Regions from separate parts of the Homo sapiens genome. Here region 1 is linked to region 2. A link is a loop called in an ENCODE intact Hi-C map of the cell type or tissue named here. Cell type or tissue: A673. All regions are shown on one strand. Links, peaks and the distances in the headings refer to the core of each region. The heading gives the core; the rest is flanking DNA.

The links. Hi-C counts contacts between places; a loop is a spot of excess contacts. Peaks named below come from ENCODE experiments on the same cell type or tissue, not always from the same donor. Only the 100,000 strongest peaks of a DNase experiment are listed, where the experiment ranks them.
Region 1: a loop joins it to region 2, with 17 times the contacts of the local background. A loop is called at or near these places in 13 of 110 quality-filtered maps.

What each region holds. Positions count from the first base shown.
Region 1 is chr2:110,803,937-110,819,764 of GRCh38, forward strand. ACOXL (acyl-CoA oxidase like) reads left to right here. Exons shown (of 18, transcript NM_001142807.4): 9 at 1,327-1,459. Among named protein-coding and RNA genes, the nearest start is that of ACOXL, 79 kb to the left of the region's middle. RefSeq lists an enhancer at 8,975-9,475. In A673, for the core only: a CTCF peak has its summit at 7,999 (motif pointing right); a DNase peak (open chromatin) is centred at 8,005.
Region 2 is chr2:111,692,616-111,708,443 of GRCh38, forward strand. No RefSeq gene overlaps it. Among named protein-coding and RNA genes, the nearest start is that of MIR4771-2, 71 kb to the right of the region's middle. RefSeq lists enhancers at 9,493-10,278, 12,635-13,420, 13,421-14,204 and a silencer at 13,257-13,551. In A673, for the core only: CTCF peaks have their summits at 6,700 and 9,728; DNase peaks (open chromatin) are centred at 6,556, 6,666 and 9,686; H3K4me3 peaks cover 420 bases; H3K27ac peaks cover 1,852 bases.

The sequences.
Region 1 (15,828 bases), core at 3,825-11,824, 890 kb before region 2:
ATACGAATCAAAACCACTGTGAATACCACTCTGCACCTACTAGGATGTCTTTTTTTTTTTTTTTTTTTGAGATGGAGTCTTGCTGTGTCGCCCAGGCTGAAGTGCAGTGGTGTAATCTTGGCTCTCTGCAACCTCTGCCTCCTGGGTTCAAGTGATTCTTTTGCCTCAACCTCCTGAGTACCTGGGATTACAGGCATGCGCCACCATGCCTGGCTCATTTTTGTGTTTTTAGTAGAGATGGGGTTTTGCCATGTTGACCAGGCTGGTCTTGAAATCCTGACTTCGGATGATCCTCCCACCTCAGCCTCCCGAAGTGCTAGGATTACAGGCATAAGTCACCATGCCCAACTGATGTCCCTTATTAAAGGGGCAGACGATAACAAGTGTTGGGGAGGATGTAGAGAAATTAGGACTGTTTGTTATACATTGCTGGTGGGGCTGCAAAATGGTGGCACCAACTAGGAAATCAGTTTGGCCGTTCCTCAAAAGTGTAAAGTTATCATCTTATGACCCAGCAATTCTACTCCTAGGTATGTGTGAAAACGTTGTCTACAAGAGAAATGCAAACCTATATCCACACAATAAATTATACACAAATGTCCATAGCATAATTATTCACAATAGCAAAAAGGGGAAGATAATCCAAATATCCATCGACTGAGGAAACAGGAAATAAAATGTGGTATATCCATACAATGGAATACTATTCAACCATGAAAAGAAATGGAGTACTAACACGTGCTACAACACAGGTGAACCCTGAAAACATTATGCAAGTGAAAGAAGCCAGACATAAAGACCAAATGTGATATGATTCCATCTATGTGAATTTTTTCCCAGAACAGGCACCATAGAGAGAGAAAGTAGGTGAATGGTTGCCAGGGACTGGAGGGAGGGGAGTATGGGGAGGGACTGCTAGTGGGGTGGGGTTTCTTTTTGGGGTGGTGAAATGATTTGGAATAGGATCATGGTGATGGTTGTACAATTTCGTGACTATACTCAAATCCATCAAATTGTACATGAATTTTATGGCATGTGAATTACATCTCAGTTTTTAAAAAGTGGGTCAGTGTGCGGTCTGCACAGTCAGGCTCCGGTGCTGGTTTAATGTCTCAGGAAACCACTACCTCCCATGAGTCAAGCCTTTCTCAGCATCTCTTGGAGAGGGACTCCCCCTGCCCTTATCGGCGCTCTGTCTCAAGGGGGAAGTTCCACGATGGGGAAATCCGAGTGCTTCCCTGTGTATGCACATGGGAGCCACCTGACTTCGTTTCTGGTGGTGCTATGTCCTGCTTTTTTGTGAAACCCCACCTCTCTTTTCCACAGGTTTGGTTCCGTGGCTCCAGATGGACAGTACCATTCGCCTATTAGGAACAAGAGTGCAAGATTCAATGCCATGCTGGCAGCACTGACCCCTTCGAGATTAGCTGTGGCTTTCCAAGCTATGGGTGCCATGAAGGTAATTGACTCTGATTTTAACTTAATTATCTACTGTGAATTCTCTCACGACTCAGGGATGAGTAACAATTCCAGGAGCTGAGCTTCTGGAGCCACAGTTGGTATAATATGGCCAGGGTTCCCGGTTAGATGCTGGGGAGTGCCAGGTGGCCATCCACAGGGAACTTTTCTCCACCCTTCTTAAGAGGGGCTCCCACCCATCTACATCCCAGATGTGTGCTGCTAATCGTGGGGGTGGAGCACAGGCATTGTGGTAAGAGAGCCAGGAGAGATGACCAGGGAGAACGGGATGTTCAGAGCAAACACATCTGCTGGAGAAGCAGCTAAGGGTTGGCCCATGTGGGCAAAGGTCGGCATGTCTTGGCTGAATTCACCTGGGAGTGTTGATCCTCATGTGTCTGTATAGGGTGTAACGTTCTCCATCACAGTCTGGAGGCCATGAGACCAGACCTCCAGGAGCCATCTCTGCCTCCCTGCCCTGCCTCTCCCGTGTATTGGTTGGACAGAGGAGCCTGGAGAGCAAAGCTCTGGAAGGGCCTCCTTCTCCCCAGGGCCCCAGTCTACTTTGTTCTCTGGGCCTTCTCTGTCTCTTTGCCTGAAGGAAAAGCCTGCTTTAAACTCCACTGAGCTTGGTGAAGCTAGAAGAAAAATTAAGTCTCCCCAGGAATATACATCTGGGGCTTGAGTCCAGCTTTTCCATGAAGAAGGAATAAATTTCATTCCCTTGACTCCAGGCCTGACATCAGTCCGGAGTCGTCTGAATAGCAGGAAAGCCCTGCTTTACTTGCTTCGGGGTCGGCCACGCTTCACAGATGGCCTGTCCTGACCCGGGCTTCCCCTTATGATGCTTCCTGTGAGGGGGCACAGCTGTGGCCATCAACACGCGTACGCGGCCTGGCCTCGTGCCCGCCCGTGCACCCCAGTTCCTGTGCTTGTTTTGTGGTGGTTCTTTCAGTGGGGCCGGGTGGGTGTTCAGGTCTGAAGTCCCAGGTCAGGAGGGGCTCAGGTCCCTTGGCTGAACTGTCTGATATTGAATGAGGCCCCAGAAAGCCTTGTGGTGAAGGCACCAGCACAGACAGCATCAGAGTGCCGAGGAAAACTGGTTCCTCAGGTCTGCAACAGAAGCCATTTCAGCCATCCTCAGGACTCCAGAGAGAGGCAAAAATAGAAAAGCCAGACGAGCCTAGGATTGCATGAAAGGGAAGATTGGTTAAACATCGGATGCAGGGTTAGCTGAAGCTGTGATAGCAGTCTCTGCACAATATCCCCTCTAATTGCAGTAGCCTGCAGACCATCCTGACTCAGGGGCCCTCTGAGGAGAGTGCTGGGCGCATATAAAAAACGCAAGGTGGTCAGCGGCCAGGCAGGCTCCTGGGAAACCTTGCACTCTTGCTGGTTTTGATGGGGTGATGATGTGTGAAGGACGTCCATGCCGCCAGCAGCCCTGCAGGCTCATTGGGGTCCACAGTGGGGTTGTGTGGGGCAAGGTGTGGGGTGGTGCAGACCAGACCAGGCAGAGGTGGGAGCCTTCCAGGAGGGCCTTGGTTTTAAATATCACCAGATCTGGAGCGGGGTGGGGGTGGTGTCCCAGGGAGAGGAGCCACAGTGGGTGATTCCTAAAAGGTTCCTGTTCTCCGTTCTACTGGATGTTATCATGGACCAGCCCCTGCCAGGCCCAGGAGGGTCTTGGGGGCCACATTCGCATCAGTTCCTTTATTGGTTGTCTCATGTGCAGACTTCATTCCCGGCAACACGGAGACGTGATCATGATCGTGGGCAGGAAAGCCCTGGGCTCAGCCCTCATCCTGCCCATGACCAGCACTGGGGCCGTGAACAGGCCATAGCGCTCTCTAGGGCTCAGTTTCTTCATGTGTGAAATGGGTCTTAGGATGGTGGTGAGCCATGAGTGAAGGGTGTGTGTGCAGCGCTGGCCCAGAGCGATGCTCCATAGCTGACAGCTGTTATTTGTGTGATGGTTGTTGTTGTTGTTTTTGTTGCTGCTGCTGCCGTTACTGGGAAGACAGGAGTTGGCTAAAGGAAAGGAAGACATGGGCATTCCCATGAAACAAATGCTGGGTACCCTCGCCTCCAAGTAACAAGGCAATGTGCAATGTTTTGCAGAGATGCATAGTGTCCTTTGAATTCCCAGGTGTCTGAAGCAAACCACAGTAACCCGGAGTTAGCACCTGCCCTGCCTATCCAGACCTTGCCAGGCAATGGGATTGTCAGGCAGTGGGAAGACCCCGCACAGAGCCAGCAGGGTCCAGGCACCCTGCCGGACAGTGACCCGGGCCGCTGTGATCTCATCTCCAGCGTCTCTGGTGAGGATGATCTCACCGGCCCTCTTGGCAGCTCTTCCTCTCCTATGGCTCAAACACATGACATATGTTTTCCCGGCTGAAACCTAAGATGGTCCTTCTCCTTCTGCTCTTGCTGATGAGTGGAAAAATGGATCCGTTTCTCCTACGTGCGTTCCTTGTGTATTAAAAAACTGTCACCGCAGCTCCCCACAGTGACATTCACTCAAGGCTGAGCGTGCCCGGTCATTTTAAACTTTGCCCAAATGTCATATTTTTCATGGTTCTCTTTCATTTCCATGGCATTCCTTGGAACTTTCAGGTTTTCTCTTAAAGCCTTGCCATATTGACCATCATCTAATTTGTGTCAGAAATGCCACACCAAATTAAGTGATTACCAAGAACACGAGGAGAAGGAAGCAAATGTGTTTGGGAGGGGAGGGAGTGGGGGCTTGGGAGACCTCTGCAGCCTGTGCTGGGAGGCTGGGAAACCTTTTCAGAAGGAGGAAGCTGGGCACCTGAAAGAGTGAGAAGTGTAAATGAGGTCTGGCCCATTCTCTTGGGTTGATTTTGCGCAGAGGTAAATATTTTAGCTAAGACAAGCTCATCTTGTAAATTAGGTGCTGCACAGTAGCTAGGTCCTACCCCCAGGATGTGTGATTCTGCAGCTCTGGGGTGGGGTGGAGAGTCTGCATTTCTGGGTTCCCGGGTGACACTGCTGCCATGGGCTCTGCTCCTTGAGACCCCTGCACAGAACACATGGATGTGGTTGTGAAATATCAGCACTGTCTCAGCCCCCTTGTCACTCCCTGGGTCCCCAGGATCAAGGCCCAAGTTCTGTTTCTGTATCCAGGATCCTTCATGACTCCTCACTGTACCCCCTCTCTCCACTGGGCCTCTGTCCCTCTGGCCTCATTTCTGTCTCTCCCCTGTGCCACTGTGGGAGGGGGCTTACATGTGCTACCATCCAGCTGGGGATGCCCCCCTTTTGCATGGGTTGTTTTCATGTACATTTCAGAGCTTGTATGACTGTCCCTTCTTCAGAAAGGCCTCAGCCTGCATGTGGTTCCTCTGACACCTGTTCCCAAGGCACTGGACTCCCCACTTGCAGCATGTATTACAACTCATGAGTGTAGCAACTCATGTGCAATAGGTGGGTTCTGTCTCCTTCACTAGCCTAAAAGCTCCACGCAGCTGGGGCCCTGCCAGCCTCATCCACTGCTGTGTGTTCAGCTTCACACACAGGGCTGGGCACATAGCAGACAAACAGCAAATAGGAGTGGAAAGAGTGAATGAGGTCTGAATCAGGATTCACATCCAAAGCCCCTGGCTTATCTCTTAGCAGAGGGAAGCCCTCAGTGCATGTTGGTTCTTGTGCTCCCACATACCAGCCCCCACTGCCGGGTCCATGTTGAGTGGGAAGGAGGATGTTGCTGCCTCTTTGATCTAACTCCACGTGGCCCTTCTGTCCAGAACCAGGAGTCTTCTTTCTTTCTTCCTCTCTGTCGCAGACACTGCTCCCCATAGTATGTGCTTCATGTGTACACACTCGTGCATTGTGCTGTAAGCAGGCACTGGGGTCGTGCTCACCTACACTTGGCAGTGTGGCCCTGGTGGTCTGGGAGTGTGCCCAGGGCTGGGGCTGCAGAGTCACATGCAGCAGCTGAGCTGCGGGGCTGCATGCTGAGTGCAACCAGCATTCTGGGCTGTTTTTTCAGGCACGTGGGTGCTGGGCGGCAGACAACTCAGCCAGTCCTGAGAGCCTGAACGATGATCTCCAAGTTGTACAGCGTGCCACATATGAGATGGGGGTAGCTTTTCCCAGCACCAGGAGCTTCAGGGAGAGCAAAGGGAAGAAACTGGCTTCAGGGGATTCTCAGAACCGGCGATAGACACACAATCTTTTCCTACGGTGTGCATTGTTGGGTATGAGTGAAGGGTCTCAGCAAGGCATGGGAGAGTCTCTCCCTGCTGTTGATGGGGGTTTGAAATGGGTTATTGCATCCTTGAGTAACCCTTTTGTGACCTTCTGACTGCAAGGGTTCATGGAAGACTTGAGCAATGAAGAGGAGGTTGAGGGCATCTGAGTCCCCTTGAGAGCCAGCCAGGGTTGGTCAGTGGCCAGTGTGGGCCCTTCTCACCGCACATGGAGTGGTGGTGTGGCTCTGTGGGCCTGTGCTGTGTTAGGTGAGCACAGCAGGCTGCATGCTGCCACTGCTGTGAGGTCTTGCTTGGGATTGCCCCTTCACCCAAGCTCTTCCACAGCTCCAGAGAGGTCCTGATGTCGATGTCCTCACCAGGGTGTCTGGCTCCTGGTCATCCGGCTCTCCACCACTCAGCCTGTCTGGTTCAGCTACTGGCTGGGGCTGGGGCAGATCAGCAGGTGTCAGAGTGTCACATTCTATCTGTCCTAATGGCCACAAACCAGGTGCCATGACACTTCCTCCTGAGCAGAAGGTTACTCAGCCTCCTCACATTAATAATCTCAATGTTTGTGGCTATTGCTGTAACACGATCAGGCCTTTGTCTGTTTTCTTTTTGCTTGGAGGTCATCTGCTTTTATTGTCTTCTGGAATCACTTTGTGTTCATCTATTCTTGTCACAGATTGATCTCATTTTGTATCATTACTAACACAATCTTTAATGGGCAGGGATTGTGTTTTTTTATTTAGTCCCTGCAAGGCCTAGTAGAGCCCTACATGTCATGGAAATCGTTTTACTCTTCTAACCTTCCTTCCATGTATTGCCTATTCATCCACCCACCTGTTCAACCACCTGTCCGTCTGTGTCCATCCACCTATCCACCCACTCACCCATTCACCCACCACCCATCCATCCACCCATCCATCATCCATTCATCATTCATCCATCATCTGTTCATCCATCCATCATTCATCATCCATGCATCATTCATCATCTGTTCATCCATCCATCATCCACCCATCCATCATCCATCCATCCATCCATCATCATTTATCCATCCAATAATCCATTCATCCCACCCATCCCACTACAAAGACTCTGAACACAAGAGTAATCAGCTCATGTATAATTTAGTAGTTAATGGGGAGTGTATTAGTCCATTCTCACACTGCTAATAAAGACATACCTGACACTGGTTAATTTATAAAGAAAAGATGTTTAATTGACTCAAACTTCAGCATGGCTGGGGAGGCCTTAGGAAACTTACAGTCATGGCAGAAGGGAAGCAAACACGTCCTTCTCCACATGGCAGCAGCAAGGAGAAGTGCTCAGCAAAAGGGGGAAAAGCCCCCTTATAAAACCATCAGATTTCATGAGACTCACCCACTATCACAAGAACAAGATGGGGGAAACTGCTCCAGTGATTTAATTATCTTCACCGGGTCCCTTCCATGACATGTGGAGATTATGGGAACTATGATTCAAGATGAGATTTGGGGGGAACACAGCCAAAGCGTATCAGGGAGTTATGGAATGTCCTAGAGAAAACCATTCGACTACCTGATGGACACCACACTTCACAGAAACTCCTCAGGCAGGAGTGTTCAAGGAAAGGACAGAGGCATTCACCATTCTCAGAGCCTGTCCTTCCTTCAGCAGCAAAGGGCAGAGTAAGGAGTGTCTCTGTAGGTCTTGCACGGTGGGGGGTCAGTGTGGGGACTGAGTTGAATGGGGTTGGTGGGAACGGAAACCCTCTGATGTTGAGCACAGTGGGACCTCTGCCTCCGCAGACAGTGTGGCATAACAGAGGGTGATGGAAGGGGAGGCTATGGGCTCTTTAAAGTAATGTCCTGAAAATGTGTGGTGCTCACAGGAGTGTGTTTCCCTGATATTAATAAGGCAAAGCTGACCGATGCTCATTCTGTTGACACTTTTGTGATGTGGTGGCCTTACTCATCTGCTCAGATGGAACATGGTGTTGGGGAGTTGAAAGCACAGCTCATCTGCTGCAGTTTTATGCCTTTTCAGGCACGTTGTATGTGCTTGGAGGAGGTGGGGTCACATTGCTCATCCTGTTCTGCTCAGACTGACGTTATCCTTTTTGTTTTTTTTGCATACACACACACACACACACACACACACACACACACACACACACACACACACACACACGCGGGGAGGAGAGAAGCAGGACCTACTTGGTTGCTGGGGAAGTCCAGTGGGATGAAGGCTTTAGCCTGAGTGATCCTCAGAGAGGCCATCTGTGAAATACACAGATTGTTTCCTGGTGTGGAGACTTCTTGGACTTGACCACCAGAGGGCAGAAAATACCAATAATGACTTGCAGGTTCTGTTTTCTTTGCGTTTATTTACTTTCGTATGTAAGAAGTGGGGAGGTTTTTGCTCTTGTCATCAGTTTATTTAGCTTCTCATCAGGCATCAGTGTTGATTTTTAAAAAGTGTCAACATAAGAAGAAGGATACATGAGCTGAGTAATTGTTGGACTCAAGACCAAGGTTGTAAATAGGATGTAGAGTTATTTTGACAACTCTTCAGGATATAATTTGACTCATAAACCTCTTTAAAAACATATGTTTGCAGCATTTTGGATGGGTATAAAATGGTTAAATAATGTTTTTTGGTTTTCTATAGCAGTTGTTTACATATTTAACAACCGAAATTTAAACATTTGTCCTTTTTGTAACCTTTTATTTTAGGTTGGGGAGTACATGAGAAGGTTTGTTACATAGGTAAACTCATGTTATGGTGGTTTGTTGTACAGATTATTTCATCACCCAAGTATTAAGCCCAGTACCCAATAGTTACCTTTTCTGCTCCTCTCCCTCCTCCCCACTCCCTCCTCAAGTAGACCCCACTGTCTGTTGTTTCCTTCTTTGTGTTCATAAGTTCTCATCCTTTAGCTCCCACTATAGGTGAGAACATGCCGTATTTGGTTTTCTGTTTCTGTGTTAGTTTGCTGAGGATAATGGCCTCCAGCTCCATTCATAAACATTTCTCCTTAAAAGATACATCTACTGCCCTTTTCCTCAAAGACCGAAGAGCTAGAGAGAAGTGCAGCCAGAGATAGTAAGTAGCACAGGACATGTGTATCTGAAATGGATATTTGAAAGAATTTCCATTTTGAATTTGCTTCGATTCCACGAAGACGTGTTGTACGCCTTCCTCTCAGCACTGTGAATCGTGCTAGGAGGTGACAGAGATGACCTGGAACAGGCGTGTGCCCTCTGGGGACTCATGGTGCATCCGGGTAGCTGAAACACTTGGTGCTGTGTGGAGCCTCTGTGGTTACACTGGCAGGAGGGACATGTGGCAGCGGGTACTGAGAGTAACATGCCATACAGAGACAGTTGTGGGGTTTTTATGGTCAGAGTCCAGTACATGTCCTTTATAGAAGCTTTTCCAAATGAGGCCTCTAGGTCTCTGGCACAAAGACCTAGGAGCTGACATCCAGCCCTTCCCCAATGAGTAGAGTATCTGCGTCACATTCACAGATGGGCAGCCAGAAAGCTCTTGGTAGGGTAAGGAGTTTCTCTCTGCTACAGGAGAGGAAAGTCCTTGGGCATCTCTCCCCATTTGATGTGGCCCATGAATGTTAGATGTTTGTGGCTGTGACATTTCAAGGAACAGAACTCCCTTTAAGTAAGTCATCAGAGGCTACACAGGCATTGTAGGAAACCCCAGCCTCCTCAAACCTTGGGTTGTGGCAGTGGCAGCTGTGAGGGGCAGTGTGATGCTGCCATAATTGTGACTGCTTCCCAGTGCTCCCAGCCAGGCCTCTGCTTGGGAGAGGCTTGCCTTCCTTGGCGCCAGCTGCCAGCTCATCTACTACCGGGAGAACGATGCCCAGGCTGCAGCTGTGAGGAGCTTCCCAGGCTTCACTCCATGGAAGTCCTTTTGGCCACCTCTGGGGAAAAGCATGACCTGTGCCACCTGGAAGGTCAGATATGGATGATTGACAACTGGCCTGCTGTCCCTAGGAGCTTTTCCACCTGAAACTTGATAGTCCATGTAGCATAGATGCTTGTACAGGTTACTGTCCTTTTCCCTCACTCCACAGCTCATTGCTCCATTCCTTTGTTCTATCCTGTAGTAGATTCCCATAGAGAAAGGCAACAACAGCTCAAGCCACAGTCAAATAGTAACTCACTTGTATTGAGTCCTTCCTGATCAGGGACAATTTTCTGAGCACCTCACATATAATTGTTTATTTCATCACCAGAGCAACCCTGTGAGCTGAGTGCTGTCCTGATTCCCATTTTCCACATGAGGAACCTGAGATGTAGGAAGATGTAACAGTTTGCCCAGAGCTTTCTGGGCCTTACACTCTGGTATTCCAGCACTGGGGTCCGGCCGTTACCCAATGCTGGAGTGGCTTTGTAGTCCTCAAGACAGATGTTCTTGGGATAAACTCTGCTCACTGGCGTTCCTGGAACACTTTATGCATGGTTGGATTTGCCTTGGTTAACCAAACCAAACCAAATATTTAAAAAATTTGGTGTCCACGTTGAAAATGTGGACATTTCACTCAGACTGGGATTTGGTAGATGTTAAATAGTTAGTGGCTGGGCCAGAATCCAGGCCTCCTTCTCCACTGTGACCTGAGGCCTGGTTTAATTTTTAGTGGCACTGCCGACTTTGCCTCACAGCTGTGTGTCACTGTGGTTCTGAGCTTTGTGTCCTGGGATCAGGAGTAAGAGGGGAAATGAGTTGATCCAGCCTTTTCATTGATGACTTTTTATGGGGAAAAGGGCCATTTAGAATGAACACTTATTAAGTGTGTCCAGTGGATTTTTTTTTTTTTAGCTTAGTTTAACGGAACAAGTTTGGATACCTTTGCCTACCATAATGAAATTTAGTAAGCCAAAAAAAGTTTACAATTCCTTAGATAAATTTTAAAAAGTGAACTGGGCCATTTAAATTTGCCACCACAAAACCCTTACAGGCTCTAAGAAGGGAAGCAAAATAATGGTTAGTAGAATATTTGTGGGTTATAACTTTATGTATTATTGTTATAAGTTTGTGTGTTATTAAGGCCAGGGCTACGAAGTATTGTTCACTGTAGAACTACATAGTATATGAGGATCATATTTCTTCTCTAGAAGTCTAATGTCAAAATATCTTTACAATTTGAACAACAATATTCCTAGCATCAAGGTCAAATGGAATCACTTTTCTTATACTCTATAAATTACTCAGAATTGTATCATGTTTTTATTTGCTTGATATTTTGATAATTGTAACTTTTTAAGGTTTTTAGTTTGTCCTGGAATTTCTAATTGCCTTTGTTTTTTTTCTTGTTAGGAGAAGAAACATATGCCTTCATCAATGTATTAGTTGGTTCTCATGTTGCTAATAAAGACATACCCGAGACTGGGTAATTTGTAAAGAAAGGTTTAATTAACTCACAGTTCTGCAGGGCTGGGGAGGCCTCAGAAAACTTACAATCATGGTGGAAGGGCGAGCAAATATGTCCTTCTTCATATGGTGGCAGCAAGGAGAAGTGCTGAGCAAAAGGGGTAAAAGCCCCTTATAAAACCATCAGATCTTGTGAGAACTCACTCACTATCATGAGAACAGCAACATGAGGGAAACTGCCCCCGTGATTCAATTACTTCCCAATGTGTCCCTCCTACAACACATGGAAATTATGGGAACTATAATTCAAGATGAGATTTGGGTGGAAACACAGCCAAACCATGTCAATCACTATAGTAGTAATATCTTCAAGCTTCTTGATCATTTTGTCTATTGTATGAAATCTATTTCATATTCTCCTTTGTTAATTTGTATTTTATTAATTTGGCCTCTATCTGATGCTTGTTGGTTTATTTCTCAATTTGTACAAAATCCAAGTGAGGTGCCTTGAAAACTTCAATACAGGGACCTTAGAAGGAGGGGATGTTTTTCATATTTAAAATGTATGTGCTGCCATGTCTGTAATAAGGAGCAAAGTCCCCTGCTTCTGTGAAGATATGTGGCTTTTCCAGATTATTACATGGTTTGCAGTGGGGAGAATGTTGCCTGCATCGTAGGGACTTCCCTCTGGATCAAGCTTGATCTGAGTTTGGAGAGGCAGGAACCGAAGGAGGTAAACTGAGGAGCAGGCATTCTCTGCCTACAAGGTTGGCCCTGAGTGGGGTGCCCAAGGGCTTCTGTGGAACTATATTTATTTGCCACTCAGCAAACTCAGGGGTAAGAAAGTCTTGCTTGGGGTGCCTCACCTGCAAGGCTGGTCACTAGGAATGTCAAGTCCAAGAGGACAGAACCTGTGTCTTCTTGGTCACCTCTGGATGAACAGGACCTGGTACTTAGTAAGCACTCAGTGAATGGACAGATGGATGATGGGTGAGTGGATGAATGGATGGAAAAATGCATGTATAGATGGATGAATAGATAGATTAATTGATGGATGGAGGGATGGATGGGTAGATGAATAGATGGATGAATGGATAGATGGGTGGGTAGATGAATGGATGGGTGGGTGGATGGATGAATGGATGGATAGACAGATGTATAAATGGATGCATGGATGGACGGATGGATGGATAGATGGATGAATGGATGGGTAGATGGATAAATGATGGATGGATGGATGGATGGATGGATGAATGGATGGATGAATGGATGTGTGGGTGGATGGATAGAGAGATAGATGAATAAATATAGTGGCAAAGGGGAAGGCTTATTTGGTAGAGAATAAGTCAGTCCAGATCACAGCTCTGTGGAGATTGGGTTTGGGTCATCTGGTGGCATTTAAATGTATTATTGGCCCTGGAATCATGAATTAAATCTTTAGAAAAAGAAAAACAAGCACTTTCTGTTTCTAATGTGTATATGGAGATCTTTTGGACTTGTGCACCCCAGGGTATTTTCAGCTGAGGCAGGTGTGTATCTGGGCAATGACTGTTTTGTTTTTATTTCCTGCAGTGCTTACTTGCTCCTTGGCTCACCCTTGCAGATTGCTCATGGCTGAGTCTCCTGGGTCTGATGACATTGTCAGTGTGACTGGAGTGCTATTCTAGGTGGATGATACACAGGTCCGGGGATGGTCTCCTGTTCTCTAAAGACAGCTGTGTAATAGGATTAAAGCTTCAGAGAGCAGCCGTGGCCTAAAGTATAGAGGAACTGGGTTAAGGGGAATTCTATCCGGGTGAGAGAAATGAATCTTTTACTCCAGCAATACAGACCTGGTTGCAGCTCCTCAAACAGGCCACCCTGGTCACCTCTGGACTCAGCACAGATTGGCCTCTCTGCCCGTGACTGTCCCTGTCTTCCTCTCTTGCTCACCCGTTGCCTGGGCATGGATGTGGCTTCCCTGGGAAAGCTTCCTGCCTTTGGGGCTGTTCTTAGTGCCTGGCTTATTCCAGCCCCAGGTGTTAACAGTCTGCCTACTTCTCCCTTAGCTACGAAAGGGCAGGAACTTCACACAGTGCGAGGCACACAGGGGGCCCTCAGTAGCTGTCTGCGAACTGAATTCAGCCCTGCACCCAGCCCATCACAAGCATCTTTGTTCTAAGGCGGTCCAGGAGGAGAGAAGGAGCTGCCACGTGCTGATGGTCTCCCGTGGGCTAGGCTCTTGAGATTCCATGTGTGTGTTCTCATTCAGTGCTCACAGCAACTCCACCAGGATTCCAGTTTCACAGCCAAGAAAACAGAGGCTCTGTGAGGGGAGGCAGCTTGGCGAGGCAATCACCTCATGTGGGGCAGTGCAGGGTTGTACACATCTGTGTCCCACTTGGATGACTTGAGGAATGACTTGAGGATTACGGAATGACTTGAGGGTCCCACAGAACCCTTCTTGCGAAAGACCCTTCATCTGGAGGCTGCACTGGAGAAGGGATGCTGGACATGTTGGAGCCTCAAAGTGCAGCATCTTCAGTTTCTTGAAACTTCTGTGCTTCTTGCTTGGGTAACTGTGCTTCCTCTGATCTTTGGGCCAACCTGGCCCATGAGAGATTCCAAGGATTTGAGCTGTCTCTAGGGTCATGGGGCAGCCTACATCTTGTGCTTGATTTTTCTCCAGGGATATCCTAGGTCAGGTAGTTAGGGTGATGGACATTGGCTCCAGAGTCAGCCTGATGAGTTGTGTTTTTCTAAATTAACTTTTATCTGGCAAGAGTGTTGCAGAATCAAGTTTTAAAAAATATTTGCATATCTCATTTCTTTGTCTAATTAGTGTTGTGAGAATGATGTCACAGTTTTCATGCTTGAATAAATAGCTGATGGTGTAAGGCACTAAGGGCTGGCTCACTGTGGCGCGTTCCCTTTCTTCTATTTGCCGTCTCGTCCAAGTTTTGTTTCAATCCATGCTCCTGACTTTTTTTTTTTTTTTTTTTTAGGGACTGATCTCATCAGCCAAATTATACCTTTTACTGCCATAAAATGCCTCCTTAATTTAGAGGATATGTTTGTCAATGTTGCAAGATAATTCCGAGCATCAAATCACTAGAGGTGCTGAGAGTACAAAAAGTATACTTGGCCGGGTGCAGTGGGTCATGCCTGTAATCCCAGCACTTTGGGAGGTCAAGTCGGGGGGATCACCTGAGGTGAGGAGTTTGAGACCAGCCTGGTCAACATGAAACCCCATCTCTACTAAAATTACAAAAATTAGCCTGGTGTGGTATGGCATGCGCCTATATTCCCAGCTATTTGGGAGGCTGAGGCAGGAGAATCACTTGAACCCGGGAGGCAGAGGTTGCAGTGAGCCGAGATCGCACCACTGCACTCCAGCCTGGTTGACAGAGTGAGACTCTGTCTCAAAAAAAAAAAAAAAACATATATATATATATGTGTGTGTGTGTGTGTGTGTGTGTGTGTATATATATATATATGTATATGTGTATGTGTGTATATATATGTGTATGTGTATATATATATGTGTATGTGTGTATATATATATGTGTATAAGTAGGTATATATATGTATGTGTATATATATGTATGTATATATATACTCTATGCCTATGCTCCATTTTAAAGTGGAATTTTAAAAAGACGGGGGATGGGGGAGATTTAGGTTAAATGTGACATGACCCCATTTTTACGTATGACCTTAGAAATCCTCTGGTTTATTCACTCCAGCTGGACTAAAGACATCTAAGCATTGGAGGGTGGAACATAGAAATTCCTTCCCTTGAGGGGTTTTCAGTCCTATTGGAAAAGCAGAGCGTAAACCTGAAATGATTTCAGGTGCTGATGTCAGCACCCTGGGAGCACACGGAAGCTCGTGATCAGCCAAAGCTGACCTGGCTGCGATGCTGAAGCTAGAATTGGCCTGTTGGGCAGGCACAAAGAGGACAGGCTGCATTCTGAGAAGTAATTTTCAGAACACTGGAGAGCATAGTTCTATTCAGCACCTAAGGTACTGTCCGTTTCTGGGCTTCATTTTAAAAGAGACACCCAGGCAAATGAAGCCAGTCTGGAGATGATCTCCAGGACAGTCAAGGGTTTTGACATGATGCCACGCTAAGAATTGCTGGAGCATGTGTGGATGTTTAGCTGGGAAAGAGACTCTGGGGAGGAGAGGCATAATAGCAAATGTCCAATAGATTGGTGCAGTTGAAAGCAGCTGGGAAGGTGGTTTGGACCAGATAATGAAGGGATTTGGTTGCCTTGCTAAAGATTCTGCAGTTTATTCTGTTGGCAATAGGGGGCTACTGGAGGCTTCTAAGGAAGAAGCAATGAGATTTACTCATGGTTCAGGAGCACCTTGGTTAAACATGGAGAACGCAGAGGAGGAACAGGTTTAGGGAAGGAAGTGTGGGTTTGCTGAGGTGTCAGGCAGGGTGGAGGCTCTGGGAGGCACTGACCGAAGTTGGGGGAGAAGGTGACATTGTGCAGGAACAGGGAGCTATGAGGGACTCTGGACAAAGCCTACATTTAAAGGATGAGCCCAAGAGGATTATGGGGAATGCAAGAGGTGGGTTGGAGAGGCAGGAGGACAACTAGGAGATCATAGCTTCATGGAAGCGAAGAGGAGGGAATTCAAGTTGGAATGCGTGGTTGGTAATCCTATAGAAATCATCCCCATTTTTTGAACAATCCTCATTTGTTGAGTGCTGGACATTATGCTAAGTGCTCTGTGCACATCATTTTCTTTAATTCTTATAGGACCTTCACAAGGTAGCCAA
Region 2 (15,828 bases), core at 2,834-10,833:
AAGATCAATGAAATTGACAAATCTCAAGCAAGAAAAAAGAAAGGGAAAACACAAATCACCAACATCACAAATGAAATCGGAGATAAAGCCATAGCTATTGTAAACACTGCACAGATAATAAAGAAATACTACAAACAACACTACATGCATAAATTTGACAACTTCAGTGAAATAACCCAATTCCTTGAAAAGTACCAACTACCACAACTCACCAAGATGAAATAGAGACTATCAATAGCCCTGAAACTAATAAATAACTAATAATTTTTAAACTGTCTTAAAAAAACTCCAGGCCTAGATGGTTTCACAGAAGGAAATTCTAACAAATATGTTTAAAACACCAATTTTATGCAATTTCTTCCAGAAAATAAAAGAAAGGAATACTTCTCAATTTATTTTATGAATCTAGTATCACCTGATAATAAAACCAAAGACAGTACAAAAAAAACTTAGAAACCAATACCTTTCATTAAGTATAGATGCTAAAATTCTTAACAAAATATTAATAAATAAAATTTAGTAATATATAAAAAGAATTATACCACATGACCAAGTGGGGTTTATTTCAGGGGTGCAAGGTTGGTGCAATACTTGAAAGTCAATCAATGTAATTCACCATCAACAGGAGAAAGAACACAAATCACATGATCATATCAACTGATGTGGAGAAAACATTTGACAGAATTCAATACCCATTCATGACAAAATCTCTCAGAAAACTAGGAATAGATGAGAATATCAACTTGATAAACAACATCCACAAAAACGATGGCTAACACCAAACTTGATGAAAGTGAATGTTTTCCACCTAAGAACAAGGTAAGGATGTCTGCTGTCATGCTATTATCAACTTAGTACTGAAAGTTTTAGTAGCACCATAGGCAAAAAAAAAAAAGTAAATAAAAGGAAAAGGCGTACAGATCAGAAAGAAAAAAAGTAAAGCGTTGCTCTTTGCAGATGACATGATGATGTCCATGGAAAACGCTATGAAATCTACCAAAAAATTAAAACTCCTAGATCCAAAAAATAGTGATGAAAGAAATCAAAGAACTAAACAAATAGATATACTATGTTCATGAATTGTAATAAACAACATAGTAAAGTTGCCAATTCTCCCAGATAGATGTACAGGTTTAAATAATTTCTATTGAAATCCTAGAAAGATATTTTTAAATATAAATAAGGTTATTCTACGACTTATATGGAAAATCAAATAAACTAGAATAGCTAAAACAATTTCAAAAAATAAAATGGGAGGAGTCCCTTGGCCCAATTTTAAGAGTTATTGTATAGTTCAGTAATGAAGACTGTGTGATATTGGCAGGAAAATAAATGCACAGACCAATGAAACAGAAGAGAAAGCCAACTGATTTTTGATAATGGTTCAAAAGCAATTCTATGGAAGAAGAGTAGTCTTTTCAATAAATGATGCTGGAGTAAGGGGATGTTCAATGGCAAAAGGAAGGAAGGAAGAGGGAAGGAAGGAAGGAAGGAAGGAAAGAAGGAAGGAAGGAAAATTTTTTACTTACACCTCATTTTTTACACAAAAATTAACTCAAAAAGAGATCATATATTTGAATATAAAATGTAAACTATGGGCCAGGCATGGTGGCTCATGCCTGTAATCCCAGCACTTTGGGAGGCTGAGGTAGGTGGATTCCCTGAGGTCAGGAGTTCAAGACCAGCCTGGCCAACATGGCAACACCCCATCTCTACTAAAAATACAAAAATTAGCCAGGTGTGATGGTGTGTGACTGTAGTCCCAGCTACTCTACTCAGGAGGCTGAGGCAGGAAAATTGCTTGAACTCGAGAGCCAGAGGTTGCAGTGAGCAGAGATCGTGCCACTGCACTCCAACCTGGGTAACAGAGCGAGACTCCATCTCAAAAAAATAAATAAATAAAAAATAAAATAAAATAAATAAAATGTAAATTATGAAACCTTTAGAAGAATACCTGGGGGAGATCTTCAGAACACAGGGCTTGGTAAACAGTCCTTAAACTTGATACCAAAGCATAACCCATAAAGGAAAATAAATGACAAATCAGACTTTATCAAAGTTAAAGCTATTGCTCTGTGAAAGACCTTGGTAAAAAGATGAAAAGACAAACCACAGTCTATGTATTAGTGCTCCGTTGCTTCCATAACAAATTACCACAAATTTGGCAGCTTGAAACACCCATTTATTATCTCACATTTCTGTAAGTCAGAAATCTGGCAGGCTCAACTGGTTTCTTTGTTCCTAATCTCCCATAGCAGGAAGGTTGTGTGCCTTTCTGGGGGCTCTGGTGATTAATACACTTTCAGGCTTATTCTGGTTGTTGGCAGAGTTCAGTTCCACGCAGTCATAGGATTGAGGTTCCCATTTTCCTACTGGCTGGCAGCCCAGGTTTATTCTGAGCTTCTAGGCTCTTCCCGCATTCCTTGGCTCCTGCCTTACTTCCTCCATCTTGAAGTCATCAGTGGTGGGTTGAGTCCTTTCTCACTCTTGGAATTACTCTGACCTCCTCTTCTGCCTCATCTCTTCTGTTTTCCTCATTCAGATAATTCAAGAAAATCTTCCTATTTTGAAGTCAGCTGCTTAGTAACCTTAATTGCATCTGAAAATCCCTCACAGCAGTAGATCCGTGTTTGACTGAATAGGGGATAAGGTTCTTGGGGAACATTTAAAAGTTAATCCTATCACAGACTTGGAGAAATAATTTGCAAACCATATTTGTGACAAAGAGCTTATATCTAAAATATATTTTTTAACTCTTGAAAAACAGGAAAAAATTCAATTAAAAAATGGGCAAAGAGTTGACTGCAGGACAGTTTACAAATGCCAAATAAGCACACGAAAACATGTTCCGCATTACAAGTTGATATAGTTTAGATATTTGTACCCTCGAAATCTCATGTTGAAATGCAATTCCTGATGGAGGTAGGGCCTGGTGGGAGGTTTTGGGTCATGGTGGCAGATCCCTCATAAACGGCTGGGTGATGGGTGAGTTCTTGCTCTGTGAGTTCACACAACAGCTGGTTGTTTAAAAGAGCCTGGCATCTCTCTTGCTTCCTCTCTTGCCATGTGACACACTAGCTCCCTTTTCACTTTCTGCCACGGCTAAAAGCTTCCTAAAGCCTCACCAGAAGAAAATGCCGCACCATACCTCCTGTACAGCCTGCAGAACTGTGAGCCAAAATAAACCTCTTTTCTTTACAAATTACCCATCCTCAGGTAGTCCTTTATAGCAATGCAAACTAACTAACACACAAGCCATCAGGGAAATGCACATTAAAACCAATGATGATGTGATATCACGACGTACCTATTAGAACCTCTAAAATAAAAGTAGTAACAATGGCAAATGCTGATAAAGATGTGGAGAAACTGGGTCTCTCCCACATTGCCAGTAGGAACATAAAAATCTACAGCCACTCTGGGGAATAGTTTGGCAGTTTCTTAAAAAGCTAAACATACCCTTACCTTATAACACAGTAATTGCAATTCTGGGTATTTATCCCAGAGAAATAAAAACTTATGTCTGCACAAAAACCTTTATACAAATATTCATTGTTACTTTATTTATAATAATAGCCAAAAACTGGAAACAACCAAAATATCCTTCAATGAGTGAATAGTTGAGCAAACTGTAGTATATCCATGCCATGGATGTATTAGTCAGGGTTCTCTAGAGAAACAGAACCAATAGGTGTGCATCTGCATGCATGTGCGAGCGTGTGTGTGTGTGTGTAAAGAGAGAGAGAGATTTATTTTAAGAATTGCCTCACATGATTATGGAGGCTGGCAAGCCCAAAATCTGCAAGGTAGGCTGCCAGGCTGGAATGAGTTGAGGTTGCAGCTCAAGTCTCAAAGCAGTCAGCTGGCAGAATTCCCTCTTCCTTGGGTAACATCAGTCTTTGTTCTATTAAGGCCTTCAAATGATTGGATGAGGCCCACCCACATTATAGAGAATAGTCTGCTTTACTCAAAGTCTACCGATGTAAATGTTAATCTCATCTTAAAAATACTTTCACAGAGACCGGGCGCAGTGGCTCACGCCTGTAATCCCAGCACTTTGGGAGGCCGATGTGGGTGGATCACGAGGTCAGGAGATTAAGACCATCCTGACTAAAGTGGTGAAACCCCGTCTCTATTAAAAAATACAAAAAATTAGGCAGGCGTGGGCTGGGCACGGTGGCTGACGCCTGTAATTCCAGCACTTTGGGAGGCCGAGGTGGGCGGATCACAAGGTCAGGAGATCAAGACCATCCTAACACGGTGAAACCCCGTCTCTACTAAAAATACAAAAAATTAGCCTGGCGCAGTGGCGGGCGCGTGTAGTCCCAGCTACCTCAGGAAGCTGAGGCAGGAGAATGGTGTGAACCCCGGAGGCAGAGCTTGCAATGAGCCGAGATTGCGCCACTGCACTCCAGCCTGGGCAACAGAGCGAGACTCTGTCTCAAAAAAAAAAAAAAAAATACTTTCACAGAAACATCCAGAATAACGCATGACCAAATATCTGGGTACCATGACCTAGCCAAGTTGGCACATAAAATTAATGACCACCATGGCGTACTACTCAGCAACAAAAAAGAATGGACTATTGATATATGCCACAACTTGGATGGGTCTCTAGGGAATCCTGCTGAGTGAAAAAAAACAAAAAAACAAAAAACCCAGTCTCCAGCTGGGCATGGTGGCTCACACCTGTAATTCAAGCACTTTGGGAGGCCAAGGCCGGCAGATCACTTGAGGCCAGGAGTTTGAGACCAGCCTGGCCAACATGATGAAACCCCATCTCTACTGAAAATACTATATAAAAATTAGCCAAGAGTGGTGGCACATGCCTGTAATCCCAGCTACTTGAGAGACTGAGGCACGAGAGTTGCTTTAACCCAGGAGGCAGAGGTTGCAGTGAGTCAAGATCACGCCACTGCACTCCAGCCTGGGCAACAGAGCCAGACTCTGTCTCAAATAAATAAATTAATTAAATAAAATCCAGCCTCAAAAGGTCATATATTGTGTGATTCCATTTATATAACATTTCTAAAATATAGACACGGAGAACAGATTAGTGGTTACGGGGGTTGGGGACGATGGGGGCGGAGGGGGTGTGACTGCGGAGGGGAAGCGCAGTGTCCCTTTGTGGCGACGAATCAGTTCTGTGTCCTGATTGTGGTAGTGGTTTCAGTGCTCTCCACATGTAATAAAATGTCATAAAACTATACACACACAATATACCAATGCCAGGTTCCTGGTTTGGGTACTGTACTATAATTATATAAGATATAACCAATGGGGGAACCTGGGTGGAGGGTACCCAGGACCTCTCTGTACTATGTTTACAACTTCATATGAGTCTATAATTATTTCAAAGTAAAAATTTAAAAAAACAAGAAGATACATAGCAGAGAGTCAATATACACATTTTCAACAATAAACATGTAGACCTCCTGAAAAAAACAAGCTTTTTTTTTTCCTTTTCCTCTTAACAAGGATGTGCACAACTTTTCCCTTGGAAGGAACTTAGACACACACCAATTAACCCCGTGATGCCTGTCAGTAATGTTGGAGGAAGAGAGACAGGGCCTCTCAGGTGCAAGAATTAGGATGTCCCCAGCCTGAATGCCAAGAAACTCCTGTGGCAGCCAAGCCCCCAGGGTGTCAGACCCCTGAAGGGAAGTCTGAGCTCCTCTTTCTTTCCTTAAGTGATCCTGGGAGAGGTCACAGGGCAGCAGGGCCGGGAAAATGGCACGTGGAAAGCGGTCACTTCAGAACCAGAAGGTGTTCTTTTCCATCTCATCACCTTCTTAAGACAAACCACTTTCCCTCCTTTTCAGTTCTATCTGAACCAACAGCTACAAATAAATAAACACCACTGTTTGCAAAGGCCACAGAGATTAATATTATTATTAATATTAATAGTATTAATGGAGTCTAATCATAGTAAATACATAGAGATGAAAGATCTTTCCCAAAGCAAGTTATTGATAACTATTAGGGTTGACAACTGAAAGATACATTTGCAATTTATTTTTGAAGCCACATAGATTCATTTCAGCCGACCCTCTAGTTATGGGACTAGACCACATTCAAGTTGCCTTTCAAATAGTACTGTAAAATTAAAATTTAAAAAGCATGTAGACGTGACTTTAAGGGACACTCAAGGAACTACCAAACAAGAGCTCGGCAGCCAACACCCTTTAGTGAAAAGGGTAGGACAGTTTGGGGTTGGCACCTGGGAAAATGGTCCACATGATGACCTTTGCAGGGGTGCTGCCCTGTCCTGTTCCCAGCAGCCTCGCCCCCTTTCTTGCCCGGCTCGCTCCTCCTCCTCCTCTGACCCTGTCAGTCAGGCGTTAACTGACCTTCCCAGGGCTGGGCACCTTCTATAGGAGCTTCCTCCCCTTCTCCCCGTCCATGGGAATGAGTCAGCAGGGTTTGGTTGGCTCCACTTCCTGCCTGTGGTTATTATAGCTGACTCATCAGACCATCCTGGGTACACAGTTCAGAGTCTTGATGCAATTCACTTCACGTTAGATCATATTTCTCTCCGTCATTAAATATTCTTGGAAAACATGATTTTCAATGGCTGCAAATATTGCCAGGACCATCTGCTTGCTGAATGCTGGTGTGCGAGCTGGCAGAACCTCCATGTGCTCCAGGTCTCTGATCCATACGTGGAGAACGCACACCCACATGTGGCCATTTGCTGGTATTCCGTCACTCACTAAGTCCCCAGCAGAGCTACTGCTCTGAGTCTAAGCATCTAAGTATCAAAACATGATACACACACACACACACACACACACACACACAGCCCTAAAACAAATGTTACTGTGATCCTGAAGCCACTTGTTTAAAGAAGTTTACTTTCTTTTCCACCTGAACAGTGATAGACAGCCAGTGTGCAAGTTCAAGGAGATAATATTAAAGAATTATTGGATCATAGATGTTTTGAAATAATTATGCTCACCACACATAAGATTCATTCAATAGGCATTACATGCCCAAAACACATAACAATCTAAAGGCTTTAAAATAAGGCAGTTTAGGCCAGGTGAGGTGGCTCACACCTGTAATCCCAGCACTTTGGGAGTCCGAGGTGGGTGGATCACAAGGTCAGGAGATCAAGACCATCCTGGCTAATATGGTGCCTGTAGTCCCAGCTACTTGGGAGGCTGAGGCAGGAGAATTGCTTGAACTTGGGAGGCGGAAGTTGCAGTGAGCTGAGATTGCGCCACTGTACTCCAGCCTGGGTGACAGAGCAAGACTACATCTCAAAATAATAATAATAATAATAATAAATAAAAAAATAAACAGAATAAGTCAGTTTTCTACCTATCTGAATAGATACTGTAATGTTAAAATTATCACCACAAAGTTCCTCACCTTTTAGGAACTCGAGCTGGTAAGGGTGAGGTGGACTTTTATAAACCCTCAGGACAGTGGCTGGGCGGAGACTTTCTTCACACAGTCCATCTTCTGGACTAAAGAAGAGAGGCCGGGCGCGGTGGCTCACGCCTGTAATCCCAGCACTTTGGGAGGCCAAGGCAGGTGGATCACCTGAGGTCAAGAGTTCAAGACCAGCCTGACCAACATGGTGAAACCCCATCTCTACTAAAAATACAAAAAAGTTAGCTGGCCATGGTGGTGGACACCTGTAGTCCCAGCTACTTGGGAGACGGAGGCAGAAGAATGGCGTGAACCCAGGAGGCAGAGGTTGCAGTGAGCAGAGATCAAGCCACTGCACTCCAGCCTGGGCGACAGAGTAAGACTCCATCTCAAAAAAAAAAAAAAAAAAAAAAGGAGAAGAAGAGAAAGGACACACTATTCCTCCTAGAGCATGCATTAATGATTATGAGAAAGCCAGACAAGAATAATAATATTCTTGTTTGTTAAGCATGTACTAGGTCCCAGGCACTACACAAAGCACTTTTACAGAAAGCTATCATCCCCGCTTTGTGGTAGTATTTTTGGCCCAAAATGGCAAGGAAATAGCTACTTCACTGCATAATGCAAGAGCTCAGATTCAAGAGTACAGAAGAGCCCGTGGAGCTGGCCAACCACATGGAGGTGCCCAAGCCCCCTGCCCTCCATGTGGGTGTTTCCTGGTCAAAGGCATGAGAAATCTGCAACTGTTTCCATTACTGGTTGTTCATGGGAGCTTTCCTGCCAGGTTTTGCTTTATTTATTTATTTATTTTGAGATGGAGTCTTACTCTGTTGCCCAGACTGGAGTGCAGTGGTGTGATCTTGGCTCACTGCAACCTCTGCCACCCGGGTTCAAGGCATTCTCCCACCTCAGCCTCCCGAGTAGGTGGGATTACGGGTGCCTGCCACGATGCCTGGCTAATTTTTGTATTTTCAGCAGAGACAGGGTTTCACCATGTTGGCCAGGCTGGTCTCAAACTCCTGACCTCAAGTGATCTGCACACCTCAGCCTCCTAAAGTGCTGGGATTACAGGTGTAAGCCACCGCACCTGGCCTAGGTTTTGCCCTTCTCAACCATGTGTCTACCAGTAAGCCTGGGCAGATGAAAGAGGAAGCATTACAGTTTCCTTCTCCCTGACTGGTCTATGGCAGATTGTGTTTCCAAAGGTAGCCTCAGAATACCTCCCATCCCACATGCTATTCTAGAAACTCATCTTCCTCCACCAAGAGCTAGAATCTAATTCCCTATGTCTTGAATCTGGAAAGGTTTGGGACTTGCCTGCAACCAAAAGAATGTAGCCAGTGTTTCACATGACTTCCAAGGTTGGGTCATAAAATGAGATGCAGTCTCCACCTTGGTATTTGCAATCTTGAGCCCCAAGTAAGAAATCTGACACCCACTCCTGCCCTGAGGCTACAGTGCTGAGAGAAGGCCCAGGCCACACGCAGGTGTGCTGGCAGCCTGCTCCAACCGAAGTCCCAGCTGATAACTGGCATGAAGTGCCATAAGTGCAAGGGAGCCTTGGAGGACTCCAGGCCTCAGCCTTTGCACCTCACCTGACACTTTGCGCCTCACCAGCTGAGGTCCTGGACACCATGGAGCAGAGACTGGCCAATGAGATCAGTGCAACTCGTAAAATGTGACTGCAATAAGGACATGGATGATACTCATGAATGAGTGGAGACACTTCTAAGAGTATTTCTGATTAGCCAGAGCTCAAGAAAACTTACATTTCCCTGAAATCTTACAACTCATGTGAGAGAACACTTGATGAACATAAGGACTAGATAACCCCAAACTTGGAAAGCTCACCGCTCTGTGGAAAAGCTGGATTCTAGAACTTGGTTGGTCCCAGAGGGCGAACTGGAGGCTCCTAGCATCACCCTCAAGTCTTGGGCTCGGAACTGCCAAAGGGGAGAATTGAGTCTGCCAAGTCCCGTTTGGAAGGTTACGCCCCGGCCCAAAGGTCCAGCAGACGGCAGGCAAGAAATGGGCTGTCAAAAGAGACTGGTTCTGCCACAGATGTCCTTTTCCCTCAGAAAGAAAACAGAGAAGGGCCCTGGCACTTCTTCCCGGTGGTGAGATGCGTGGTGGGTGAGAGAGAAGAGAGGAGGAGAGAGAGAGAGAGAGGGAGAGAGTTCATGACAGCAACATGGTGGCCATGGTCGCTCATAAGTTGAGCCAACATGCATCAGGCCCTCAACAGTCTCTCTGGTCAGACAAAACACAGCACCTCCCTGGGGGCAAGTCAGAAAATTGGGTGCAGAAAAACAAAGTGTTCAGCCCAACACTGCCCCTCCGTGGTAGGGGAGAGGAAATTCCCTTCACAGGAACTGAGAACAAGGAAAGACAATTCCCCACCCACACCAGATGAAAGGTGCGGTCGGTCCACCTTCTCTCCCAGGCCCTTGTGTTAGAGCAGTTTTCACAGCTCCCTCTCTGTGTGAGCACAAAGGAAGGGAGGCCCCAAGAATGAAGAACCCCTCCCACGTGTCCACAGCTGGTGGACTCCTGATGGCTGCGGGGAGAGACACTCAGCTTCAGCCCACGACTTCTCGCTCCCTCCGGAAGGCAGACTTGGAGGACAGGCCAGGCCAGGCTCCCCTCCCCGGACCACATGCATCTTCGCACAGAGCGAGATCATGTTCTGGTGAAGTGCGGACTGTGGAGGAAGGAAAGGTCAGGGTCATTCGATGTTGGGAGAGAGAAAAAGGGACTCAGTGTCCATCTCCAGGAAGTGAGAGGACAATGGAGCACAGGCAGTAAAGCATGGTCCTGGTTTCCAAGGAAGTCGGTAAACAGAGGAGGAGGGGCACCAGACTGCTCTGTGGGGTCTCCCCTCCTCCTGATCTCTCTTCTAGGCACCAACCCGCCACACTTTGTGCCCAAGTCTGATAGATGGGAAGATCGACCTGGGCAGGTAAGTGGCAGACATGCTGGGGTGACTGTATTCCTGGAGCCACTGCCAGATGGATAAACAAAAACCAAGGACTGGATTTTAAACATAAAAGAGCTGGCAGGGCGCAGTGGCTCACACCTGTAATCCCAACACTTTGGGAGGCTGAGGTGAGCGAATTGCTTGAGCCCAGGAATTCGAGACCAGCCTGGGCAACATGGCAAGACCCTGTCTCTACAAAAAAATACAAAAATTCACCGGGTGTGGTGGTGCACATCTGTAGTCCCAGCTACTCGGGAGGCTGAGGTGGGAGGATCGCTTGAACCTGGGAGACCGAGGCTGCAGTGAGCTATGATCACACCACACTGCACTCTAGCCCAGGCCACAGAGTGAGACCCTGTCTCAAAAAAAAAAAAAGAAAGAAAGAAAGAGAAAAGAGTAAATGCTTCTCTTCTGTTGGTAGTTCCTGAATGCCCCTGTCATCCCCATCTCCACTTCCCTAAGAACCTTCAGGCTCCGGGAAGCTTGACAGCAGCTCCTGTCACGATGCCTCATTTCATCCACTACCAGCCACAGATACATCCCTGTGAACCTGGCACAGTTTCCTGTATACGGTAGGCACTCAATTCATGCTAGTCAAATCAACAAACCTTAGGAGTGGCCTGTGTGGATTTTAGGACCCTTGTCCCCCTCTAATCCTGGATTCTCATTGTCCCTGCACAGACAACAAATGCCTCCTAGGCATTCAGAGGCTGAGCAGAGCCAACTCTGCCTCGGTGAGTAGTGAGCGTGGCCAGCAGGGCAGACATCCACCAGCCATCCTCACTCAGGCCCTTGGAAGCCTGTGGGCTCCCGGCACCTTCCCTGTGCCAGGAGCCCTGAGCCCTGGGCTTCCCCAGCCAGACAATAAGCCACCCTTGTCTCTTCACCATGGGCCTCTGCAAAGCACAGGCACTCCCCAAGTGTGGGAATTGCAGAGATGGAAGGAGTCTCTCATTTGCCTCAAGGGCAGTTGCGACTGGCGTGCGGCCTGTCCTGATGAAGTTTCACCCTTCTGGCGAGGACATGCTGGTGAGGACATCAATTTAGCCACAAGCCAACTTGCTTGGTCATTTATGACAGCTGGCTTTGCCCAGATGGCTCAGGGCTCACCTGCAGCCACTGTTAGGGGACCTACAAGGCACCAGCTTCAACTTCCCTTCACACAGGCAATTCACACCTCAGGGAGGCCCAGGGAAGGGCCCACGAACACCCTATCTGATATACATAAGGAATCGGAGGTGAGGATGTCTCCTGAAGTGACGGGTGATGCACTCTCAGGCTTTCCACCCTGGACTGCCTCTTCTTCAAAAAGAATAAAACAGATTAATCCAACAGATGAACTGTCTGCTGGGATCTGGGCATGTCCACAGTACTGGGGACACAGCAAGATACAGAGCAAAGTCTGCCTGCAGCGACTGCACTCGCCCACCTTTGCAACTGGTGCCTCCTGGAGAGCAGTTGGTTGCAGTGAGGTGCTGACCACCTCCCTCAGAAATGACTTCAGCAACAATCACCCCGAGTGTCTGACTCACCGGCTGCTCTGGTTCTTCCCTGCCAGCCGCAGTGGCACAGCAAGGCAGCAAATCTTTGGAGCTCTCGGCCATACAGGACAGAGCACAAGTACCCCATGATTTCCAGGAATTCCCACAGCCTTGGGGTCTGGTTTGGTGAAAGGGGATGGGGAAGGCTATGCCCTGAGCAATCACTATTCGGCATTACAGTCACCTGTGCTCCAAGCTGCAGAATACAGCCCCACTCCTGTTTTTGTTTTTTCTTTTAAAAAACACTTTGTTTTTCTCCACCCAATTTTCTTTTTAAAAATTTTTTTAAAGAAATTAAAAAAAAAAAAAAAAAAGAGCAGGCTGGGCGTGGTGGCTCATGTCTGTAATCCCAGCACTTTGGGAGGCCAAGGCAGGAGGATCACTTGAGCCAAGGAGTCAGAGATCAGCCTGGGCAACATAGTGTGACCCCATCTCTACAAAAAACTGAAAAATTAGCCGGCACATGCCTGTCGTTTCAGCTACTTGGGAGGCTGAGGTGGGAGAATCGCTTGAGCCCAGGAAGTCAATGCGGCGGTAAGTTGCTGCGTTCGTGCCGCTGCACTCCAGCCTGGGTGACAAGAGCAAGAAACTGTCTCAAAAAAAAGAGAAAAAAAAGAGTTCCTGGTCTGTTTTTCTGGCAGATCCCAGCCATGTCCAGGCCCAAGGCCCAGGACTCAAACTGGTGCCTCCATTTCCTTTGATCCCTGTGCAGAATTGCACAGACTTGCTTTGAGCCAGATTCCCATTTCTGATAGTCTTTGCAGAAAGCCTGAAACTCATCCTTTAAGGCCTAAGGACTTGAGGGAAGCCTTCAGCACCTGCAGCTGGGGAGGCAGGAGTTCTTGTCAGTCTCTTGGTACTGGTAACGGGCAGTGCACACGTTGACGTTAATGAGACTTAAAAAGCTGCAGCATCTGGCTGCCTGGCCAGGTGGAAAGAAAACCCACAGCAGCATGTGGACGAAGGCACTGCCTCTATTTCCCTCCAGAAAGCAACACAACTCAGGTGAGAGCTGCCGGCTCACCTGGCTACACATACAAAAGCAAAGCCAAGATCCAAGCACACACGCTTATTCCAAGGTGGAAGTTCATCTCCAAAGCTGTGCAGGAGGGTGCTAGGGGCTGGCGCAGTAAGTAAGCAATTCAAATTAATGAATTGGCTGATTGACTCCAAGTTCGATTTAAATTCACAACAACCAGGTTCTGTATTTGTGCTCAGGGATGCCCCATCCCTCTCACGGGACTGGCTTCCGGCTTCTTCCAGGGTTTGCTCCTTATTCCAGTTAGGTATTCAGTGTCGCCAAGCCAGGGCAGCCTCGTGACTACAGTGAGTTGCTAACAGCAGGGCAGCACTGTTTCAAACAGACACCCAAACACCTGTTTTTCTTGTTAAGTAAAAACAAGTTAATAGTCACAGCAAAACCATGAAAGAAAACCACAAGTGACCTAAGGATTTCTGACTCACCCCCAGCCTGGGTACTTTGTGATATTCCACCAAAAGCATCAGCCACCTGCAGCTGCCCTGAGAACTGCTGATCAGCAGTCCTTTTGTCTCTCCAAGTCAGGGTAATTACCCATGTGTGCCCTGCCCCCAGATGGCTCTTGCCTTCAGAAAAAAAGAACAGAGAAAAAAAAACGAAAACCACCTTCCCTCTAAGCCCAAGTGACTAAGAAAAGCTGGCAGGGACCCTCCCTCAGACCATAATGGTGGGAAACCTCTTGCAAAACAGTTTTCTCTGCAAGATAAACTGTCTGTTCCCAGCAGCCAAGTGCCACACCCGAGAGAGGGTGAGAGGTTTCCTTTAAGAAGCCTCCAGAAAACATCATGAACAGTTGCTCCCCTATGCACTAGGAATAACTGTGAAGAGTTACACCCTAATAAAGATTTTTTTGTTCTTTTTTTATTTTAAGTGTAGCCTCCAGGATAGGCCCAGCATCTGCACTATTCTAGAAACCAGTGCTATGGAGCTCCAGCTCAGCCTAGACCTGGTAACCTCCTATGGGCAGAGGGACGGCCACACACCAGGCCCTGTCCCTGTTTGATCACTTACTGTCACAAGTCTAGCTGTCCAAGGGGGCGCAGGGACCTGTCAGGCCTCATAGCCATTCTAGAAGAGGTGGCCCACGTGAAAGTTGTCATGCTCTGTGTCACATAGCTCAGGTCTTGTGGTCCCACCTGGAAGGAACTGGGACTGGGCTGCAAGCCAAGGCTGCCTTCTATAGGCTGAACCATGCACAAGCGGCAGTAGGCTATGAGTTGCCTGTTCCCAAATGGTACCCACTAGGCTGCCTTGCCAGGGACTGGGACCCTCTGACCCCACCAGAGTCTCCTTCTCAGCAAGGGCAGGCGAGGGGACAGCCCCACTTCATCTGCCCGCAATACCCTTGTGCCTCCTGAGCCTCCATCCACCTGCAAGTGCTGTGCCCTGTGCCCGGCTGGGCTCCCTATGAGCCCAGGGAACACCTCTGCCCTCTAAACGACCGCCAGTGGGCACAGTGTTCAGGCCATGCTGCCAAGGCAGCAGCTAGGAATTCAGGAATTCAGAGAAGATGCGAAGGACAGAAATATGAAGGGACTGCTGGGGCACCAAGGTGAGGAGGGACAGGGTTGCCAAACCCCATGTGTAGGAGCCACTGTGCATCCTGCCCGTGGGACAAGCACCACCTGAAGACGCAAGAAGACCTCCCTCAGTTCGAGGGAAAATATCTCCCCCAAAGGCCCCCATACATACTGAAAATCTCTTATGATAATCACCCCTAGTGATTCTAGGTCACTGCCTCTGCTCCTGGATTGCTCAATCTGTGGGACGAGGCACATGGAAGGTAACATTCATTTAGCAACTCCCAAGCTTTTCTTTTTTTTTTTAGACCGAATCTTGCTCTGTCACCCAGGCTGGAATGCAGTGGCACAGTCTCGGCTCACTACAACCTCCACCTCCTGGGTTCAAGCGATTCTCCTGCCTCAGCCTCCCAAGTAGCTGGGATTACAGGCGTGTGCCACCATGCACAGCTAATTTTTGTATTTTAGTAGAGACAGGGTTTCACCATGTTGGCCAGGCTGGTCTTGAACTCCTGGCCTCAAGTGATCCACCCACCTCAGCCTCATAAAGTGCTGGGATGACAGGCGTGACCCACCGTGCCCAGCCCTCCTAAGTTTTTCAGTACACTTCCAATATCAACTTTTCCATCAGTGATTCCAACCACTCAAAAGGTGGACAGCCTGTAAGCCCATTTTATAGATGAAGGATGTGATGATGAGTGAGATTAAGTAATGTCTGCAGAGCCACCGAAGCCCAGATTCAACCCCACGGACATCAGCCACGACAGCCCATGGCTCTGTGGTGTCACACACCTGCAGCAGGACACTGTTTCTCACATTTCTACTGGCACCTGGCACCGGGCAGATGCCAGCCTGGGGGACAAGGCACCTGGAGCGTCTAATGCTTGACCTTCTGCCCTGGTCCTGGGCCCTCAGCTGTCTTGGGAAGAGGTGGCAATGGATGCCTGGTAGAGGTTTTGACCCCTGGAGGGTGCTCTTTGGACACCTCCTGGGGTGACATTCGTCACTTCATTTCATTTCAGCATCACGAACATTGGCTGAGCGTATGGCTGGCTCCAGGCATCGTGTTTTTAGCTAAGACCTTTCTACAAATCTTTTTTATGGTTATTTAAAGAAATAAACCTAAATTTGAGGATCATTATGTTCTGCTTCACTGGCACTCAGAATCTACTTCACCCAGGAGCTCAGAACTCAGCAGTTAGCAAGAAAAGTAGCCTCTGAACCCGAACAAAAGAGAAACATTACTGCAGAAAGCCAATACTTCCTCTCAGGACACCCTAAGGACTGCCTTCCCAGAGTCTGTGTACTTACAATTACGTGTAAAGTGACAATTTTGATGTTCTTCAGAGAGAGAGTCCAGCCTGACCTGAGCAC